Linked DNA regions of Homo sapiens: regions 1, 2 and 4 are each linked to region 3. A link is a contact called in ENCODE Hi-C data. All regions are on one chromosome and are shown on one strand. Each heading gives the region's core, a stretch centred on a gene start or an enhancer-like site at or near the end of the contact. The rest is flanking DNA. Distances are from core to core; before and after follow the strand shown.

Region 1 (4,293 bases), core at 1,525-4,024, 590 kb after region 3:
CCCAGCACTGTGGGAGGCTGAGGTGCGCAGATCATTTGAGGTCAGGGGTTCGAGACCAGCTTGGCCAACATGGTGAAACCCCATCTCTACTAAAAATACAAAAATTAGCTGGGCATGATGGCTTGTGCCTTTAGTCCCAGCTACTCGGGAGGCTGAGGCACGAGAATTGCTTGAACCCAGGAGGTGGAGGCTGCAGTGAGCTGAGATCACACCACTGCACTCCAGCCTGAGCGACAGAGCAAGACTCCATTTCAAAAAAAAAAATTTAAATAAATGAGTGAATGTAAATGTTTTTTCCTCATTGCCTTTCTAGATAAGTAACTGGTGAGATAAATTATTTAATCCTTAATTTCTGATGATTTAATAGATGATCTGTTTCATGCCATAGTTACCACCAATGAGTTTAATTTCAAAAACACTGAAAACTTCCTAGTACTCTAAAAAAACATGTTCCAATGTGTTCACCAACGCTTAAAATTCCCATTCCATACTTTATTTCTTAGTGGATAGATTTGTTCCCTACTAATAATGAAATATTCTCAGGAAGAGTAGCATATTAGATTATTATCAAATAGATGTGATGGAAGCAGAATTTAGAAACTGTTCTGAGGAGAGAAGTAGAATGAAAATAGAGAAAGAAGAAAAGAACTGAACCCTTGAAGGCACAAAGGATTATTTTAATGAGTAGTTAGTGTTTCTGTCCCAGTAATTCTGGAAAGCATCAGTCTTAATCAAAAACTAAGTACATTATTTGACAGCTCTTTGGAAATATAGTTGGGAAGAAAAGAGCTTTTTAGAACCTAAATAACAAAAATAGCTTATTTTTGAATGCCTACTTTTGAATATGTTTACGGACTCTACATATATTTTTCTCAGCCTTCAAACAACTCAATGGCAAGAGGTCTCATTTTATAGATGAAGAATCAAAGATTAAACAATGAATGGAAAAACAGGGTTTCTAACCACATCACATACTATTCCACCACCACCATCATCACCACCCTTTCCCGTGAACACGTTCTCCCAAATGCAACAACGCCTATGTAAGCATAAATATGATTCTGTATGGCTCTGATTCAACTAAGCACTTTGCCACACTGCTGCTGGTTCTCACTAAGTAATGTCACAGAACTATATATTGCACTGCCCTAGCACAGAACTGTTTTTCAGAAGTGACTCAAATAGAAAGTGGCATTAGTATTAACATACAAAAACATTCTTTTTTTGAAACTCAGAATGCTGGATCTAAGAAATGGCCACTTTAAGCTTGCACTAAATCTGAGTTTTGATGCTTAGCACATTCATGCTTAACGATCTGAACAATAAGTAGTGTGTCTTCCAACTGGTGCAGCTCATTCCCAGCAGCCTAGATAAAGCTGGTGGTGAGTATCCAGTCATTAGAGCTGGAAATGGACTCAGCACCTAGCATGAGCCAAATTGTGACTTCATGCAGGGCTATTTCTTTTTTCTTTTCTTTTTTTTTTTTTTTTTTGGTTTGTTTGTTTCTGTAGCTGTTCTGTTGCATTAAAGAGGAAAAAATTAATATGAACATTCAGTTCAACAACTGCCTTTGAGCACCTCTTATTGCAAAAGCCCCATGCAAAGTAGACACTGTGGAGATAAATAGATTTTAAAATATGCCCCCAAGGAAACTATGAAATTGCTGGCACAAATATTTAAGGGAAAATGGGCCACACTGACATTCCAGAATAAAACTGGTGAGCATTTCACTTATTAGGTAAAAGAGAAAACTCTTACTCATATTGAAATAATGTTTTGGTCTTCTTCTGAAACATGATATACTTTCCTATATTTGACAAAACTGACTTATCCACTTATGCCTGCTGTTTAGGGAGCCCCTGCTGAGAACTGAGAAGTTTCTGTCCTGAAGTCACCAGCTGAGAGGGCTGTTGCTAAACTCTCCCCACATTCTGTCTCCCAATGGCGTCATAGTCTTTGAACACAATGTAAACACATGCTTAATTTTAAGATTGGCTTATTATCTACATTCAATATCTCTGTTTATCAGAGCCCCTCTTAGTCTCTACATCTGTCTACTTATTCCAAACCTTAGTACAACCTTGCCCATCACTGAGGATGATAAACGTGACACAGATTGTCATTTTCCTTTTTATTCTAATGAGCAATCTGGCTCTCATTAGGGCCAATTAAATTAGAACATCCCCCCCAAAAAAGAATATTTAACGTTTATTCTGAGAACAAAAGAGAAAATGCAAGTGTAATCTGTCAGTTTATCAGGCAATATTTTTAACTTAATATTAAGAAATTGCTGTGAACTCATAAATAAACCATTAGCAAAAAGAAAACTGCTAATTAAGGTATAATCTAATCTGCTCGTCTCCATTTTGATCATAGGGTAAAAGTTCAATAAACTTTTTGATCGATACACCACAGAGATAGAAGTGAAATAGTCAAGACTTTTAATCAGGTAATTCACACTCCAGGAAGAAGAGAGGAAAAAAACACTTTGCCTCAATTCCCTCAAAATTTTGCACTAAAAATCTTGCTTTGGGGTGACTCAACCTCTCACTTATAATTTTACAAACGGCATAACCTGAGCGCTTAGAGACCATTTAGCCCAATTCCCTCATTTTACAAATGAAGAACAGGAATACAAAGACTAAGGGAGGCCCCTGGGGGCAGCGCTGGGCTGAGAACCAGGTGTCCCGACGTCAGCTCCTCCCACCTCACCTCCCTTACAAAAAAAGGGGGTGAGGAGGATACCCCTGTTGCACACAGGAGGTGGGGCGCTGCTTAACTTTTGTTAGCACCATCCGTGGGGGTGCTTGGGAAGTTTCGCTCCCTATGAGCGTGGTGACGTCATGCGAGCCAGGGGTTTTCCTAAAGGCAGCCTATGGCTCTGGCCAACGGGACCAAATCTCGGAGGGCCAAATTGAGGGAGTGTGAAGTGGGGGATGTGGCTGGAGAAGAGAAGGTGATACTAGGCCAGGACAGCTGCAAAATGACTGACAACGAGAATGAGAATATGGGTTCCTCTCTTGAGTCCCCAGAATTTTTTTCAAGTTCTTCAGCTGCATACATTTGGCTCTCTGGCGCCCTTTGTTTTCTGGCTGATGATCCTTTTATTTTTCCTGTCCTACATTTAAAAGAGAAGGAAAGAAGCGGGGAAGTCGGTTCCAACTACTCCTCGCAGCCAGTCCTCGAGCGCCCTCTGCCGTGTACATGGGAGCTCTTTGTCTTAACCTTGCAAGCGCTTACTCCTGGGTGTTGCTTTCCGCTATCAACAGAAGGTTATGGCGACATCTACAGAAGGTTATGGCGACATCTTTGCTTCTGTCTGCTGCTCAGGAAAAGCTTGGAAAATACAAAATTAGGTTGATAAAATTTGTTTCCTGTAGGAGTGTCTCCTAATTCAAGTGGAATGTCGCTCACCAGTGGGCTTAAATAAACCCTTAATCTTAAACATCCACTTTATCATGAAAATGGCACTATTTATTCCACTGGCAATATCTTGTGTCGAAATCTAAACAGTATTTCTTCTCTAATGGGAGTGAGACAGAAAGTCCTGCCAATCAAGCAGGAAAAAGAAGCCTGCATCAGACAGCAGGCCTCTGTTTCAAGGGATAAAAACCCATATTCATTCACCCAGGACTGCCGCAACTTTAAAAAACAATGTCAAAAGGAAAAGAAGGCATTGTTGCAAAAGAAAGTTCTCTGGTGTTTGTTTCATTCTTTTTTCTCTTATTTTCTTCTCTTAAAGAAAAAAATAAAAGCTGGTATAATTCCTGGTTTGCTTAAAGGCTAATGTATATTTACAGAAGCATCCAAGCCATGAATCGCTTTGAATTGAGTCGCTGTTAGATGTACAATAGGCCTACTGTGTTGCAAAGAGTCTGGCCACTCATCATGACCCCCTATTCAGTCGACCGTCCATTAATCTAAACACAGGCTCTCTCAGAGACATCCAGAAGCCCAACAATGGTTTACATTTTTTGGATGCTACCTTCCGGTTACTGTACCTAAGTGGGGAAATGTTGCTGAGAGATATTCCAATTTGACTCCCAAACGGGTTTTAAGCAAGTTACCATCCACTTGCCCTAAGCACAAAAGAACAGGTTTTCTTTTCCTCTGCCAAGTATCAATTTTTATATCAGATAGACGTCAATTATTGCTAAAAAGCTGATACAATAATAATGGAGCAGCACACAGTGGGCAGAGTCCCACTGCAGTGAAATTGGATAAGGATTTGGTTTGATTATGTAACTTTTTAGAGCAGCATAGTTTCTGCTAATAGCATGATAAATAAACAGC
Region 2 (3,913 bases), core at 438-2,937, 690 kb before region 3:
AGGAAGATAATATTGGAGATAGTATTTTAAAATACGGGATATTGAGGGAGGAGGGAGAGCATCAGGAGGAATAGCTAATGGATGCTGGCCTTAATACCTAGGTGATGGGATGATCTGTGCAACAAACCACCATGGCACGTTTACCTATGTAACAAACCTTCACATCCTGCATATGTACCCCTGAACTTAAGAAGTTGAAGAAAAAATATGGGATATCTATAATTTATATTCATAAGTTGAATGTATAGAATCAAAGGGAGGATTGGTGGTTGCCAGGGGCTGTAGCGAAGGGGAAATGAGGAGTTACTAATAAATGGGCCTAAAGTTTCAGTTGAGCAAGATGAATAAGATCTAGAGAGCTGCTGCACAACGTCGTACCCACAGTCAACAATAATAGATTGCACACTTAAAAATGTGGTAAGTGCGTACATCTCCCGTTAAGTGTTCTTACACAATAGAATTTAAAATATTGTTAGAAGTGAATAAGGCAGAATGACATTCTTTATCTTGTTAGGAGGGCTGGAAGCTCAGACCTTGCATGAAAGGACAATGTGTGTTAGTAATGATTTCTACAACCAGGCGGAACATCAGCCACCTCAATTCCTTGTCATTTCACTTTAAGCTCTGCCTGGATGGTTCCTGAAAACCATGACCTACAAAATTTTGTTTTATTCTATTTAATTCAGTTATAATTCACCAAGCATATACTGCCTTAAGAATTTGGTGCCTGAATTATGCAGATGAATAAAAAATGAGATAGGTAGGGATGAGTCCCTCTTGGAAGAGGCATCACCAACAGCTCAGAGAGTACTAGGACCATACAACCTAGGTTTAAGTGGAGGCCTTACTGTTTCCAGTTCCATAGCACCGGGCAAGTTCCCTCTTTAAGCCTCAGTTTCTTATCCCCCACCTAAGTGGGATGAATCCAGATGTGTACCTGACAGCTGATGTGCTCCCAGTAGCTAGTAACATTGCTTTTGCTGTTATGCTTATTCTTTTTATTGTTATTACTATATTATCCCTGCCCTCAAGTAGCTTATAGCCTATTTGTGGAGACCCATTTGTACACACTACCCTGCACAAAGCAGAAAAATTAAAAAACTGCTGAATGACATTTACAAGCAAAGTTCAATCCAAACACATAGGAAGATGGTTGGTTAATGAAACCAGCTTTGTTTGTTTTGAGACACGGTCTTGCTCTGTTGCCCAGGCTGGAGTGCAGTGGTGTAATGATAGCTCACTGCAGCCTTGACCTCCTGGGCTCAAGTGACTCTCCCACCTCAGCCTAGGAGGTTAGCTGGGACTACAGATGATGCCACCACACCTGGCTAATTTAAAAAAAAAAATTTTTATAGAGATGAGGTCTCACTTTGTTGCCCGGGCTGGTCTCAGACTCCTGGGCTCAAGGGATCCTCCTAAAGTGCTGGGATTACAGGCGTGAGCCACTGTGCCCAGCTGAAACCAACTTTTAGGAGAAGCAGTCCCTACCATGCCTAGAACAACGTGTATTTCTTAAGTGCTTAGCCACAGCCTTAAAGTGAAAGGGAAATAGAAAAATCAGCCTCCTCTTTAGCTGGTACAGGACAGAAGCAAAACATAGATATCTATGTTGATAGCATAACTTTTCACATTTTGTAGTATAGTTCATGACATTCTCAGACACTGAAATTCCATTGGAACCCAGTGCTTTACGTGGCTTTGAATATGGTATGTGTGAGTCATGTCTCTTTCAATACAACTGCAATCAATAAAAACCCCAGTAAAATGTGGTTAACCACAAGGGCATCCCTCCCCACCAGCTCCACCCCCAAATCAGCACTATGATTCATTCAATGTAGTCCTCCTCCCCCTAATGTATTTTACATTGGGAGATACTTATGCTTCCTCAGCACAAAAATCAGAAATCCTACTCTTCTGCTGGTCGCCTGCCCCTATGTTGTGCCGTCTTGCCCCACCCCCGACCCCTGGGAAGTCCAGTCGTGGCCTATACCCTGGGTAGCTGTGGCTGGGGAGAAACTCTGCCCAGTTTCATGCAGAAGCAGGACAGATGCTTCCAAAGGATGCAGTCTGAGGTCCCAGAAGACCTTACTGAGAAAAAAGTCTTTTCTTCTTTCTTACTAATATAACCCCAGCATCCATCTTCCTGTGTCTTCCTTAAATTGAATCCTGAGATGAGGCTTCCCATTTGCCACCACCTCCTTCGTTTTAATTCATTACATATATTATAGTGTGTTTGTTTGTTTGTTTGTTTGTTTGTTTGTTTTTGATACAGAGCCTTGCTCTGTTTCCCAGGCTGGAGTGCAGTGGTGCCATCTTGGCTCACTGCAACCGCCGCCTCCCGGGTTCAAGCAATTCTCCTGCCTTAGTCTCCTGAGTAGCTGGGATTACAGGCCCCTGTCACTATGCCTGGCTAATTTTGGATTTATTTATTTATTTATTTATTTATTTATTTATTTATTTAAGATGGAGTCTTGCTCTGTCGCACCAGGCACTCTATGAGTGCAATGGTGCGATCTTAGCTCACTGCAACCTCCGCCTCCCGGGTTCATGTGATTCTCCTGCCTCAGCCTCTCGAGTAGTTGGGATTACAGGCGCCCGCCACTGCGCCCAGGTAATTTTTGCATTTTTAGTAGAGACGGGGTTTCGCCATGTTGGCCAGGCTGGTTTCGAAGTCCTGACCTCAGGTGATCCGCCCGCCTCGGCCTCCCAAAGTGCTGGGATTACAGGCGTGAGCTACTGCACCCGGCCATTTTTTGGGTATTTTTAGTAGAGACGAGGTTTCACCATGTTGGCCAGGCTAGTCTCGAACTTCTGACCTCAAGTGCTCCTCCCCCCTCGGCCTCCCAAAGTGCTGGGATTATAGATGTGAGCCACCGTGCCCAGCCTGTTCATTTTGCTGTTGAGACAGAGTCTCACTCTGCCACCCAGTCTGGGGTGCAGGGACCATAGCTCACTGCAGCCTGGAACTCCTGGCCCCAAAGGATCCTTCCGCCTCAACCTCCTAGAGCGCTGGGATCACAGGGGTGCTACACCACACCCGGCCTGTTTTTTTTTTCTTATACAGAAGGGACCTGAGGAAACAATATGCATTGTGAGTGCACACCAGAGGGATAGAGAAAGGCAGACAAGGAAAGGAGAGGAAAGGCGGGTAATGGAAGAAGAGGTGTGGCAAGGGCAGCAGCCTTCACATTGCTTCCTCGCTGGGTCTGTGGCTATTACCCTCCTGAGCAGCACCTTCTCAGGCCAGCTCGGTCTAGAAAGCTGTCTGCCAGCAGATTCTAGTTGTCATCCCAGCAGTCCTTAAAACATGACCTGCCACCCACAAGGGAAATCTGGTCTCATTAGTACCTTTAATTATAAAAGCAGACCGAGAACACATGGTACATTTTCTTTCTTTCTTTCTTTTTTTTTTTTCTTTTTTAGAGACGGAGTCTCACTCTGTCACCCAGGCTGGAGTGCAGTGGTGCGATCTCGGCTCACTGCAAGCTCCGCCTCCCGGGTTCACGCCATTCTCCTGCCTCAGCCTCCTGAGTAGCTGGGACTACAGGCGCCCGCCACCACACCTGGCTAATTTTTTTGTATTTTTAGTAGAGACAGGGTTTCACCGTGGTTCGCCAGGATGGCCTCGATCTCCTGACCTCATGATCCACCCGCCTTGGCCTCCCAAAGTGCTGGGATTACAGGCGTGAGCCACCGTGCCCGGCCAGTACCTTTTCTTTATTTTTTAATTTTATTTCTTTTTCTTTCTTTCTTTCTTTCTTTTTTTTTTTTTTACTTCTGCGAGCCTGGAACATCTTTTCTTTAATTTGATGCTGTCTTTCTTCCTCTCTAATGCTCAAATCTAGCTTTCATATTTTTTCTCAAGGTTGTCATTTGACAGGAGGTTTTATTTAAAAGTTCTGAGGTTAAATAC
Region 3 (4,197 bases), core at 1,171-3,670:
TAAACTCATTTTTTTATAATCATATAATAGGCTCAAGAATTTAAAAAAAGAAGTTTAAAAGAAGATAAACTTTCGATACATGAATCTCAAAAGCATTATGATAAATGAAAGGAACCCAGTACCAAGACTGCCTAGTGAAATATTACATGACCTATACACCTCCATTTATATGAAATTCTGACAGAACTAGAGTCAAAGGAGGAGATCAGTGTTTGCTGAAAAAGGATTGAGGGTGTAAAGATTGACTGCAAGGGTCATGAAGGAAAATTTGGATTGATGGAAACGTTTTATGTCATGATTGTGGTGGTGGTTACACAACTTAATTTGTCAAAATTAACCAAATGTTACTCCTTTAAGGTTGGTACATTCTTTGTATACATATTATACTTCAATAAAAGCTAGTTACATGAACAAATTAGAGTAGGATCACTACTCTGTCATGTACTATTTACTTTAAAATCCCCCAAAATAACCAAGTAAGTGCAGTACTTTTAATACTCTTCTTGTAAAGGAAGTCTTATGTGTGTTCTGGAGTTGAGTTAAAATCTTGAGGTGTTTCTGATAACTTTTGACTGCACAATCTCCCTTCAACCCTCAGAATGTAGCCTTCAAAAAACAAGAGGGGCTGCTAGGGTACAAATAGATTCCTAATATGGTTATGTATAGGGTAATTTCACAAAATGATTCCCAATATTACAATTTTGTGGACAGAAAATGTACCATCACACATAATGTTTAAAAATATAATATCAATTGTTTTTGTTGATATATTTAACTCTTGGTCTCCGGTTTCCCTGAAAAAGCGTTTGGTTTTCCAGTTTTTTTCAATATTTTTCACTGGAAATACTTGAAAATTATTCAGTTGGTTAACACTAAGAAGTCTAATCTCCGTATCTATCTACTATAGCTTAGAATTTTTCATATTATAAAATTTTACATATCATAGATATTTTGCCTGCCATGTTTATTAAGCATTATATTTTAATCTGTTTTGTGGTTAGTATGAAATTTCAAATCATATACCACACTGGTTTTAGATTTTGTGACTTAAAGATCTGTAATTAAATTACATTTTTTGAGTTTTTAAAAATAATCTGCAAGACACTTAAGCTGTATAGGTTTTAGTTTCTAAATTTGTGTTAAAATTTAAACAGAATTCATCAAAAAACATTTAGTGTAATTCTGATGTAATTTAAATTAAATTACATCAGAGTTTCTGTTTCTTTAATTTCATTTTTCTAACACAAGAGGGAAGTGTTCTAAGGCTCTAGATGAAAACACATACTGAATGAAAACCCCTATGAAATTAGGCAGGTATACTTAATTAAAGTTGCCACTTGGCTAATATGTTTTCCATACTCCCACACACTGTAATATCATAAATATTCTTTATGTCCAAAGTGTGCATCTTTGTGAAGAAAATTAATGGGTTCTGAGGAGAAATAAAACAGATGTTATTATTCTTTGGTGTTTTAACCATCTACCCATATCTTCCTCTTAAATGTCTGACAGCACTTTAGTACAGGAAGTCTGATATAAAGGGAATATCTGTGGCTAAAGCTATATACAGATGCTCAAATTATGAAATTAAAACATAAGGACAGTTTTGTTCCCATAATTAAGGTCTGTCCCTCACTTTCCTGCTTAGAAACTGAATTGCTCAAGTTCTGTCTTTTAGGCAGAGTTGTCTACATTCATCACATTTACAGATCCCTGACTGAGAAAAGTTTTAGCGTTACATTCAGCTTTGTTGCAAAAATGTCAGCATTGTCTTGTACTTGGGATGGCTGGTTGTGTGTGATGGCCAAGGTCTGCTCAGGGAAGGGTACTCTTTGTTTGACTGAATCACTTGAGACCATAGAGAAAAGGTGCCCTGGGAATAATCAGAACTGGCTGATCAGAGGAGGAACAGAAATGTGGAGCTGTCCAAAAGAGAGAGGTGGAGAACTAGTTTGAAGTCAAAACCAAGCCAAAAGAACTGATGAGGTTAAGAAACCAGCAGGAAGGTATACTTGAAGTGTAAGCAAGTGATGCTTAAGACTGAAGGTGTGGAATTGGGCTAAAGCTGCCCAAAACAACAGTGATATTTTCTTTGCTTCTCTTGGTGAAAGAGCAGTGTCAAGACTTAAACATTGTATAAGAACCATTTTGCCATTTTAAACAAATCAACACTTGCAAACCATGTCCCTCCCTGCCCTATGATTGCCCCGTGTAAGCTTTTGGTTACAAAAAGCCCTCAGAACAAAAAATGCAGGCCAGTTGTAAAGCCTTCATTCACGAAGGCCCAGCCTCAGGGCTAAATGGGAGAGTTCTGCCAGCCATCAAACTTAACAGCCTTTAAACATGTGCAACATTTCTCTAAGCAAATTGGTTCCTTAATATGGTAAAATGTGCAGCACCCAAGGGGAAATACTGGTGATCTCATTGCCCAAAACTGATGGAGTCACAGCACTGTATTCCTGAAAAGTACTCATATTTTCCACTTTGATAAAATCAGAAGCAAATATGAGAGTCAGTAGGTTTTGACATCCATTGTTCATTCTCACTTAACTTTTCTTCCTATATAGCAGAGCACAGTGGTTTAATTCATAGCTTATGGGATTTTTTTAATATAAACCATTCAAATTTTTTCTATATTAATCAGTGGTTTCTAAAGATCCACAGGGATAAATAAACTCTGCAAGCTGGCAGAGGTTTCTTGTGGCACAACCACTGGTAGTTATAAACAGTAAACAAAACATAGTAACCATTTTAAGCACAAGAGATTGCTGTATCACACAGGGCATAAATCATTAGCTTAATAATTTCAGCAGCAGTGTCTCCAAAGCAAAATTAAGCCAACAGTTCCCCCTGTGGCAATAATGAAGTACTGTAATTGTAAAAGAAAAAAAACAAAACAAGAGAAGGCATGATTATACCTCAGCAATGATTGAAAATCCAAGTTCAATAAATAACTATAGGAATCTCATCTCTGCTGCTCTTTGGAGAGGTGGGAAAGGGCTTGCCTCCAACCCCCATGTCCATTCTTGTAGGCAATTTGACATGCACAAGCGCACTTTCCCTTAAGCCCCCACAATTCACATGTGCTGTAGGTAGGGCATGAAAGTGATGACTTATAACAACTGAGAAGATGACAAATTTCTCTCAGCTGTATAGGCGGACATTATTCAGAGAATTAAAGAGCCGAAAGAGTGCTAGGCCCAAGACAGTCCAATGTTGAGCTGGGCCATAAAACCTGGATACATGTCTTCCTCATGAATTTGCCAAGTGTCAAAGTTCGTTTTTTAAAAACTGGCTAAAAATTTGGTGATTTGGGGTAAGTGCTATGGAACATTATCAGATAAAAGGAGTTCAGGGAGACCATCTTGATTCCTCTGCTGTGTCGAGTCAATACTATAGAATCTTCATTTTTACTCTTTAGTCATCCATTTTATAAAATCAATATAGTCTTATTATTATCTCTCTTTTTAAAAAAAGCTTTGAGTGGACACAGTATCTCTTTGAATTTTCTCAATAATCCTATGTATTTAAAGTAGCATTTTACCTTTTAAAACATACCCTATTTTTGACTACCTATTATGAACACATCTATCTCCTCAGAATGTATTTCATCTAAAAACTCTATGATTTAGTAAAGCAGAAGGTATATTATTTGCACAAAGCTAACTACCAGCTTGATTATCTTATTAGTGGATTGAGGAATGATTTGATTTGATAATACAGGGATACAGATTAAACTAGATTGTGTAGCGTCAGTGCCACTTTTACAGGATGGGCAGACCCCAGGCACCTAAGAAATAATCAACAAATGTCAATTTCCCCATTTCCTTTCTCTCTCTCTTTCTCTCTTTCTCTCTTTCTTTCTTTCTTTCTCTCTTTTTTGACACAGAATTTCACTCTGTTACCCAGGCCAGAGTACAGTGGCGTGATTTCGGCTCACTACAACTTCTGCTGCCTGGGTTTAAGCGATTCTTTTGCCTCAGCCTCCCGAGTAGCTGGGATTATAGATGCCTGCCACCACGCCTGGCTAATTTTTGTAGTTTTAGTAGAGACGGGGTTTTACCCTCTTGGCTAGGCTGGTCTTGAACTCTTGACCTCGTGATCCACCCGCCTTGGCCTCCCAAAGTGCTGGGATTACAAGTGTGAGCCACCTCACCTGGCCAATTTCCCCATTTTCATTGTGCTTTGTTTTTAAGT
Region 4 (4,162 bases), core at 1,546-4,045, 780 kb before region 3:
GAAAAAACAGGAAGAAAAAAGGAAATTTTTGTTGCCTATTCTGACTGTATGCTAAGTGATAAAGCACAACCCTCTGAGTGGGCAGTGCAACTCCGTGGTTGAGCAGACTCTGCAGTGGAGTGCTTGGGTCTGAATGTGATTCTGCCATGTACTGGTTGTGTGACGGTCAGCAGTTATTTACCCTGTGCCTCTGTTTCCTCATCTATAAAATGGAAAAAATAATAGTACTTAACTCATTAGCTTATTGTGAAGATTAAATAAGCTAACATAGGTATCTCCAACTTAACAGCAGTAATCAATTTCTGAAAATCAGACTTCTGGATAAAAACCTGGATCCTATTTTATATTATTTTAAAGGAAGAAAAATGTGAATGTGTAACAAATCAGCCATTCCTACCCTCCAGGCAATTTCTTAAATTGCAACTAAACACAAAAAAAATTTCTATATATACGTAAACTCACATTAACATGTTAAATGCACAAAACATCACTTCTTGATCACTAAATAACACTAACATTAATGCAGGAACTTTGTGTTTAATATGCAGGAACATGTTTTCCATTGAACCACTGCAATCATTTTTTTTTAACTTTGCTTCCTTCTCTACAACTTTCTCCAGTGCATTCCCAACTTTATTTGGAACTCCTTGTTCCAATTTACATTTAGCCCTAGGCAAAAGCAAGCATTAGCTATGAAAGACAGCAAAAAAATAGGTTCCAGATCAGGACACAGTGGTAATGAAAGGATCACACTGAGCAGGATGGTGAGAGCTGCTGGGCATCAGCAGCATCCTAAAGGGCACCTCTAAAGTGCACCCCTTTTTATTTTGTCAAGAGTAAGGGTCTCACTTTGTCACCCAGGCTGGAATGCAGTAGTGCAGTCATGGCTCACTGCAGCCTCGAACTCCTGGACTCAAGTGATCCTCCCATCTCAGCCTTGGAGAAGCCAGGATTACAGGCTGGAGCCACCATACCTGCCATCTTGGCTCACTGCAATCTTTGCCCCTCCCCGCCCCTCTGGGTTCAAGCAATTCTCACCTCAGCCTCCTGAGTAGCTGAGTAGCTGGGACTACAGGTGCTCACCACCATGGCTGGCGAATTTTTGTATTTTTAGTGGAGACGGGGTTTCACCATGTCGTCCAGCCTAGTCTCTTAACTCCTGGCCTCAAGAGATCCTCCCGCCTCCGCCTCCCAAGGTGCTGGAAATACAGGCATGAGTCACCACGCCTGGTCAATACCTGCACTTTTTAAAGGTTTAAACTGGAATCTCATCTCTTACCAACTGTATTCAAAATGTCATTTTTTTTCTGCACAATTTTTTGTTGTTGGTGGTGGTGGTGGTAGATTTTGTTTGTTTGTTTTTGAGACAGAGTCTCGCTCTGTCGCCGAGGCTGGAGTGCAGAGTCGCGATCTCCGCTCACTGCAACCTCCGCCTCCAAGGTTCAAGCGATTCTCCTGCTTCAGCCTCCCGAGTAACTGGGACTACAGGCACTCGTCACTGCGTTTGGCTAATTTGTGTATTTTTAGTAGAGATGGGGTTTCACCATGTTGGCCAGGCTGTTCTCAAACTCCTGGACTCAAGCGATCCACTTATCTCAGCCTCCCAAAGTGCTGGGATTACAGGTGTGAGCCACCGCACCCGGCTAGACCCTCTCTCTCTTAAAAGACAAAAAAATTAAAAACCAAGTTTAAAAATGTTGTATTGAGTTTTTAGGATGTGAATATATATTTATTTCCTACATAAACATCTACTGGAATATGTCAAAATGAGGATTCTTGTTTTTGTTTTTGACTTATGGGTATCACAATCTATGAACCTCCTTAAGAGGGGAAAGGGAAAACGCTAAGTTTGGGGAAAGCCTTTAGAACAAGTCTAGCCAGTAAAGGTTTGCTGCATTATCCATCTGAGTCATTAACTTTGTCAATAGTTATATTCTGTCACTCATTCATTGATTCATTCATCCCTTCCAAAAATATTTTTGGAAAATTCACTTCAGGCCAACTTCTGTTGCTAACCTTGAGGGGACATGGTAAATGAAATACGTTCCCCTCCTGCGAGAAGCCAACATTTTAGGGGGGAAAATGAAGGCCGACTGTGGTAGGTGCTTCGATGGAACTAGGAGCTGGTGACAGAGGCTAACTTCAGAGAAAAGCTAGCCCCGGGTGGGAGGCAGGATCCTCGCGCGGATAGCAAGGTATTCGCACCCTCGGTCTGCACTGCGCAGTCGGGCGCCAGAAACCCTCCAGGCCCCAGCCGGGTCCGAGGGAGAAGGGTGCGGTTGGATTCAACACCCGCCCCAGGGAAAGAAGGTGAGTCTATTCGGTTTGCAAGAAAGGTCTCGCGTGTTATCTTGGGCGGGGGGATGATACGATCGTATTCTAATTATCGGCCCCCAGTGGATCTGTCCCGCGTCCTAGCTGCTGCGGCGTTCAGTGGGCACGTAAGAGACACCTGAGGAGGACACTAAACCAACATTAAGGCAGCAGACAAGGGAAGCCGCCGAGGCTAGGAAATCAAAGTGGACCGCGCTGGGCTGGGGACGGGCTGGGGACGCACTGGGGCGGAGGACCAGGGCACAGGCGAGCTAGCGGAGGAGTCGGCTGAGGCCATTCAGCCGCTGATTTTCGTCCTGGAACGGACTTCGCGTAAACACACCGAGCCATTCAGAGCTCTCTCCAAGTCACATTCTGAGGCTCCGGCCCCGGAACTCTGGGCTAGACGACCCCGCCCCGGAACCTTGTGTTACCGGCACTAAATGCAGAAGTTCCTCTGGTTGCCACCGGACGCAACTGTCAGGTGACGCTTCCGGCGCAGAAAAATGGCAGCCGCCGCTCCGGACTCACGTGTGAGTGAGGAAGAAAACCTGAAAAAGACCCCAAAGAAGAAGATGAAAATGGTAACTGGAGCCGTAGCGTCGGTGCTGGAAGACGAGGCCACAGACACTTCTGATAGTGAAGGTAATGTGGTAGGGCTGAGCTTTGGTGTCTGGGAGGAAAGGCGGGGCTGAGTTCGTGTCAAGCAGCGCTTGCGACTTCATTTGCTGCTAGCCACCTGGGTTTTATCTTGGCACCACTTCAGAGGGGCGACTTTGGCTTAGTGAGGAGGCTTGGGGAAGTCGTGTTCAGAGAAGTAACGCTGTCAACTGTAATTTTGAGTTTCCACATTCTTTTACTAGGTATTTTCAGGGTCACCATTATTAATTATAATAAAATGGGTGAAACACCTGCAGCTACCGAGAAACTTACAGTAGCAAAGGGTGAAAGGAAGAGGGTACTTGAAAACAGGAGAAGAATGGGTCTCATAGGGTGTAAGAAGCAAAAGGTTAAAAGAGGTAAGAGGAAGAAGGGGGTGTACTTGACTTTTTGTGCGGTAGATGTGTGCGTGTTTTAGAGACTAAATAATAGTGAATGAAAGAAGAGTTTGGTGGTTAAGGTCGATTAAAAACTGGTAGTGTTTGATAACTATGTCTCTCAGAGACGCTTGATAATAAAAGGAAGGAAGGATGTGTTTTTGAGGCTTTCAACCATGCTGTGTCTGTTGCTCCTCTTTACCATCATTCTTGGCACCAGCTTATTAGGTTACAAGGAATTGCAGGTAATCCCTGACTTCCTACTGCCCAGTTATTGCTCCTTTGTACCAGCTGATACCCAAAAAACAGACAGAGCTATTCTTTTATAACGTATTTCTAATTATGCCCGCTGTCTGTTTGAGATGATCCAGTGGCTTCTCATCTCAGTATATAATATCCAAAATCCTTAGGCTGTATGATTTGGGCCAGGTTGTCTGTCATAGGCCAATATGCCCCTCACAAACCACTAACTGTAATCATGCCATACCGGTATGCTTGTGTTTAACACCTTAAACATGCTCCCACACCATGGTTTCTTCATTTGTTGGCTCCGCTGCCTAGAATAGTTTTCAAATGCTTGGCATGTCTCTCCCTCACCAGCCTCTGATCCAGTGCCTTACCAGAGAGACTTGTCCCTGACTACCCTATGTAACGTACCACCACTACTCTTCTTCCTGCCTTCTTTTCTTCACTTTTTGACTTATTGCCCTGCTTTATTTTTTCTCAACCCTGCCCAAACCATTTGATGTATGTATTTGCTGCTTTCCCAATTGGAATATAAGTTCCATAAAAATAGAGCCTACTGTATCCCC

Evidence for each region. A loop is a pair of places that touch in the nucleus more often than their neighbours do. Pooled maps may share reads with other maps.
Region 1: a loop to region 3 is called in a map of endothelial cell of umbilical vein, with 12 times the contacts of the local background. The contact joins two enhancer-like sites. A Hi-C loop is called at or near these places in 4 of 168 maps with a recorded cell type or tissue (HCT116, IMR-90, PC-3 and 1 more) and 6 of 50 pooled maps.
Region 2: a pooled map shows a loop between it and region 3 (2.6-fold over the local background). The contact joins two enhancer-like sites. A Hi-C loop is called at or near these places in 6 of 168 maps with a recorded cell type or tissue (HCT116, IMR-90, MCF 10A and 3 more) and 10 of 50 pooled maps.
Region 4: a pooled map shows a loop between it and region 3 (2.5-fold over the local background). The contact joins the promoter of RRP15 here to the enhancer-like site in region 3. A Hi-C loop is called at or near these places in 3 of 168 maps with a recorded cell type or tissue (HCT116, MCF 10A and endothelial cell of umbilical vein) and 4 of 50 pooled maps.

What each region holds. Positions count from the first base shown.
Region 1 is chr1:219,658,042-219,662,334 of GRCh38, forward strand. No RefSeq gene overlaps it. Among named protein-coding and RNA genes, the nearest start is that of ZC3H11B, 47 kb to the left of the region's middle. RefSeq lists enhancers at 3,046-3,340, 3,287-3,336 and a silencer at 3,133-3,332. Within about 2 kb of position 2,775, at least 4 of the 41 ENCODE cell types and tissues checked have a DNase peak (open chromatin) inside an H3K27ac peak, as active enhancers do.
Region 2 is chr1:218,375,729-218,379,641 of GRCh38, forward strand. All of the region lies in intron 1 of TGFB2 (transforming growth factor beta 2), which reads left to right. Among named protein-coding and RNA genes, the nearest start is that of TGFB2-AS1, 32 kb to the left of the region's middle. Within about 2 kb of position 1,688, at least 5 of the 41 ENCODE cell types and tissues checked have a DNase peak (open chromatin) inside an H3K27ac peak, as active enhancers do; they include PC-3 and Panc1, where a contact is called at or near this core.
Region 3 is chr1:219,064,396-219,068,592 of GRCh38, forward strand. No RefSeq gene overlaps it. Among named protein-coding and RNA genes, the nearest start is that of LYPLAL1-DT, 110 kb to the right of the region's middle. RefSeq lists a silencer at 2,018-2,218. Within about 2 kb of position 2,421, at least 5 of the 41 ENCODE cell types and tissues checked have a DNase peak (open chromatin) inside an H3K27ac peak, as active enhancers do; they include PC-3 and Panc1, where a contact is called at or near this core.
Region 4 is chr1:218,282,498-218,286,659 of GRCh38, forward strand. RRP15 (ribosomal RNA processing 15 homolog) reads left to right here and starts at 2,796. Exons shown (of 5, transcript NM_016052.4): 1 at 2,796-2,958. The coding sequence starts at 2,820. RefSeq lists enhancers at 2,174-2,243, 2,774-3,053.